Linked DNA regions of Homo sapiens: region 2 is linked to region 1. The links are chromatin loops, found by intact Hi-C in ENCODE. Cell type or tissue: IMR-90. All regions are shown on one strand.

Region 1 (2,500 bases):
TGGAGTCTCACTCTGTCGCCTAGGCTGGAGTGCAGTGGCTCAATCTCGGCTCACTGCTGCAACCTCTTCCTCCCGGGATCAAGCAATTCTCCTGCCTCAGCCTACCGAGTAGCTGGGGCTACAGGGGCATGCCACCACACCTGGCTAATGTTTTGTATTTTAGTAGAAATGGGGTTTCACCGTGTTGCCCAGGCTGGTCTCAAACTCCTGAGCTCAGGCAATCCTCCCACCTCAGCCTCCCAGAGTGCTAGGATTACAGACGTGAGCCACCGTGCCTGGCCAGTTTTTATCTTGAAAGCTTAAGGGTCTCCCACTTAAATTCAAATACTCTTCTGAGGATAACCTTTTAATCAGCCAACTATCATGAATCTCAATTATCAGGAATTCCAGTTATTCCAATTATCAGGAATTCTTTATATCATCCCAGGAATCTAAAAGAGCAAGGTCTTATAGGTAAGGGCAAACTTTCTGATGCCTTGGAATTCAGACCCTAAGTAGAGATGGTCATTTGACATCTAGTCTGATCGACTGTAGAGTTACTTCTATACAAATAAATTCAAGTTATCACAGGGTTTCTTTCAGTTGGGGACAATACTTTGAAAACTTTTAGGCTCTGAATGAATAACTTGGCAAAAGAAAATGTTAGGGTCCTTCAAATACCATACTTGTTGTGGTTTTCTCACAGATACACCAGTCTATAACCCTGAGGTTTCAACACTCCACTCAGTTGTGGGCTTTTTATCTAAATCAAAACTATCACATGCCCACATGTGCATCTGCAGCCAACCACAAATGATCTAACAGGACCAGATTTCACTGGAGCTCTGTGACCCTTCTCCCAGTGTGAACTGAAGGGAAAAAAACCTGGAGCCTAAGGGACTCCCTTTTCCGTGTCCTGAAGACCACTGGCTTTGGTTAAGCCAATATGATGGGCTCATTGAGAGAGAGACTCAGGACCTCGGATCATGCCACACTCTCTGGCCCCAGAAGGCATACCACAGGCTGCCAGCTTTGTTGGAGAACCTGAGACTTAAGGCCAGGATATATCAAGAGCCCTGTACCCAGTTCTGTGATGTCTTAATACCTTTGACAAGAGACATTGGCAACTCACTGGGTGTCCATTGGGGGGCGACAAGGAAACAGACTGATGAAACCAGAGAATGTGACAACTAATTACATGTTGTTTCCTGTAGAAGAGAAATTCTCAGAGGAACGTGGTGACTGTCTGTTCTTTAATGGACTGTCATATGAAAGCAGGAGAAGGAGATTCTTCCTTACTCCAAATGACAAAACTAGGAGCAGTGAAATGAGCTTATAAGGTGGCCGGGTTTTTCTAGCAATTGGAGCTCTCTGCAGTGAGTGGACACTTGGCAGGGTAGTGCCTACTCCGCATTTGATGTGTTCACACCACGGCTAGAAGTAGGTGTCGCAACTTCCAGTTGAAGAGGGAATTCTTTTCCTTGGGTGGGAGAGGGGCTAGAGAACGTCTCAGGTTGTTGCTAACTATGAGCATGGTTTTATAATTGTTTAAAAGTGGGTAAACAAGAAGAGTGTGTTTATGGTGTCTGTATTCCACAAACTATTATTTCCCACATTAACTGTTTCATATATGGAAAATCTGAGAAACAGGAATGCTAACAAGGTTGCAGTATAATTTAAAAATACTTCTGAGAGATCATTGTATCCCAAAGGCAGTGCCCAGTGAGGTTAAGAGCGTGGTTTGTGGAATCTGAGCCCACAGGGGTTTAAATCCTGCCTCTGCCCTTCTTAGATTCTGTGAACTTGGACAGATTCCCTCACTTATTTAAGACTTCACTTTTCAGCCCTTGAGATCCCACCTGCTCAATTATCTAAATGAAATCTATCACTGTGGAAACAGCAAAGGCCTCCTGCTGTTGAGCAAAATGTTTTCCAGTCCTTTGTTTCTGTGTGAAATAAAGCAGCTCCATCCCAGTGCTAAATGATCAACTGCATATGACAGAATGAGCTTATTTCATGCTCCCAGTAAATACAAGACCATAGACTACTCTGGATGGTAGTTTAAGTTTAAGATGAAATTGCTTCTTCTGATTGCCTTCTTCTTTATTGCTTCTTTCTCTGTTGTTCCTTCCTTCTCTTGTTTATAACACTAACAGTCAAATCTATCTGTGTGGAAATCTATCTGCTATATAGAACGCTACATCACAATTTACAGAGGGGAAAATATTTTTGTCGGCAGTAACATTTCACTGGAAGAGGCACTATTTGGCCACCTAACTCTGGGATTTAGGCTCAGGTAGAATCAGTGCCTCAGTTTCTTTAGGTCAGCCATTATGAGTTGTTCCTTATTTGACCTAGCACATATATAGATGGTGGTTAAATTTAGCAAAATTCTCTTCACAAAGGTTTCATTTGTCTGGAAGACTCTAAGTACTGATCTGGTCAGAGTACCATCAAAGCCCCTTGTTTGTCATGAGACCGTGGACCAACATGTTAGTCTTTCTCATGTAAAAAAAAAAAT
Region 2 (2,500 bases), 230 kb after region 1:
TACCTTTTGCTAATCTGAAAGCATGAAAAAACTAGGTCACATTTCACTGATTATCAGGACAGTAATAATCTTTCCACATTTTTTTTGACTATTCAGGCTTTTTCTGTTCATATAATTCATCCATTTTTCTAATGCAGCAATTTTAAGTGTGGTCCAAGGACCCTAGCGGTCCCGAGACCCATTCAGTGGGTCTGCAAGGTCCCTTTTTTTTAACGATTACCTATCCATGTGAGGCTGATTTTCTCCTTCACATACTTCATCCAAAACACACAGCAATAGACTGCAGAAGCAGGTATGAGAGGCCAGCTATCTTTTATTAAGCTAAATGTTAAAGAGATTTGTAAAAATGTAAAACAATACCACTCTTCTCATTTTTTGTTTTGAAAAATAGTCATTCTTCTTATTTTTTTAACATAATTTTTAAATTCTAACAGAAAATATCAATAGATTTAACCCACATACATGAAAACTCTTTGGGGTTCTCACTTTTGAAGAGTGTAAAGGGATCTTGAGACCAAAAGTTTTGAGAATTGCTGTTCTAATGCATGGCTGTCATTTACTCAATGACTTTTGTATGAGGTTCTTTTGCTTCTTTAATGTATTCCAGATACGAATCCTTTGACAGTTCCATGCATTGCAAACATTTCCTTGTCTGTAGCTTGTTCTTTTACAGTCTCTATTGTTCTACAGAAGCCATGTTTTTATGCATCATTTTTTCCTGTGTATGCTTTTGTGTCTTGCTTTAAAGAAATCCTTCCCATTTGCAAAATCATGAAAATAACCTTATAGATTCTCATTTAAAAGTTTTGTCTTCATATTTAGGTCTTTAATCCCTTTGTTTTTGGGGAAGGGTATAAGGTAGTACATATTGTTTTCCCCATAGAGCTTGCCGTATCTGTCAAAAATCAAGTTCCCATATAAACATGGACCTGTTTCTGGGCTCTTTATTCTCGTCAGGGATCCCTTGACTGACCTCTACTGGCACCAGCCACACACTACTTTAACTGGTATACCTTTAAAATATTCTTTGACATTGTTAGGACAAGTTCATGCCTCTTCCTCTCGTCCTTCTTCAAAATTATCTTGCTTTTTCTTAATCTTTTTCTTCCCATGTAACACATTTTGAGGTGTAACAGAAGGCCTACTGAGTTGGGAGTCCAGGCATCTGCCCTGTTCTACTGGCAGCCGCCCCTAACCAGCTGTGGCTGTGGAGCTCATATCTCCCTGAGCTCAGCTTCCTCTTCCATAGAACAAGAAATCTGAAAATCACCTCTAATTTTTCCTCTCCAATCCCAAGAGCCTATATTTTTAGTATAAAGACATTAAATTTAACAGATAAGGAAGGGAATTGAATAGAGATACTTCAGCATTGCAGATTATAGGGAACAGAACTTCTGCCACATAAATGGTAATGTTTAGGAATTCATAAAAAAGTTTAAAAGTTCTCTTCATTATTTTATGTTGAAGGTTAGGCTAGAATCATCACCAGAGAATTCACGGGATTTTGGGGGTCCTCTAAAATGAAACTATGTCTTGCTATAGGAATTTTACTTCCTGCGTGAGTTAAACCACAATTTTAGAGACAATCTTCTACAAATACAAGAGTAATTTCCAATCTGAAAATTTTGTAGGGGAGGATTTAGAAAAAATGAAAACTTCTGATGAAATCCTTTATAAGTCTTCTCATGGTACCAAAATTCCAATATTACTTCACCAGCAATCACTAGGTCATGAACTCTGATGTGACTTGACCTCCACTAACTCATTCACAGCTCTGCTTTTCCTTCTTTGTGACCAAAGGCAGGAATTAGAAAAATGCTTGGCTAGAGCTAAGGATACTGCTCTTATTTTGAAGCAGGGAAAGTCTAAATAGCCATTGTAGGGAACCCCCAGCTTTGGCACCACTGAATGAATTACAGAAAGAAAATGAGATTTCCCCTAACTTTCTTCTCCTGGACCCTCATTCTATGAATCTCCACATCTGAGCTAACTTCAATCAAGATGGGTACTTAGCACTGACCTCTAATAAGATCAGTGTAAGATGCATGCCCATGTATTTTAGTTTATTGTTTTACCTCAGACAAGTGAAATTAAATGTCTGCAATTCACCAAAAATATTTTACCCTTAGCAAAATATATGGTACGTTCCTGTTTTCCTCTTCAAAAGTAGACTTAGGAAGCAAATTCCTATAAAACTTAATTGCCCATTTAATCCAACATGTATAGTCTGCAAATATATAAACTAAAAAAGATTTACCTTATTTAAATTCAACAATATTTTGTATAAAGCTTTTGTGTTTAAAAAGCATTTTCATATATACTACTTCATTTTACTTTCATAATGATCCTGTATGATAAATGGAGACAATATTATTATGGTAATAACTGTGTTAGAGATAAGAAAAAGTTCTGAGAAATTAGATGATTTCTCAACATCATAAAGGATGAGACGCAAGACTAAGGTCAGCTTCCAGTCACAACCCATGAAGATCCCTTGAAA

Evidence for each region. Hi-C counts contacts between places; a loop is a spot of excess contacts. Peaks named below come from ENCODE experiments on the same cell type or tissue, not always from the same donor. Only the 100,000 strongest peaks of a DNase experiment are listed, where the experiment ranks them.
Region 2: a loop joins it to region 1, with 11 times the contacts of the local background. A loop is called at or near these places in 6 of 110 quality-filtered maps.

The regions. Positions count from the first base shown.
Region 1 is chr5:35,182,013-35,184,512 of GRCh38, reverse strand. All of the region lies in intron 1 of PRLR (prolactin receptor), which reads left to right. Among named protein-coding and RNA genes, the nearest start is that of PRLR, 47 kb to the left of the region's middle. In IMR-90, a CTCF peak has its summit at 1,123; a DNase peak (open chromatin) is centred at 1,122; H3K27me3 peaks cover 189 bases.
Region 2 is chr5:34,956,760-34,959,259 of GRCh38, reverse strand. It overlaps DNAJC21 (DnaJ heat shock protein family (Hsp40) member C21), which reads right to left. Exons shown (of 12, transcript NM_001012339.3): 12 at 296-2,500. Among named protein-coding and RNA genes, the nearest start is that of DNAJC21, 28 kb to the right of the region's middle. In IMR-90, a CTCF peak has its summit at 978 (motif pointing left); no DNase peak of the experiment used is centred here; H3K27ac peaks cover 153 bases.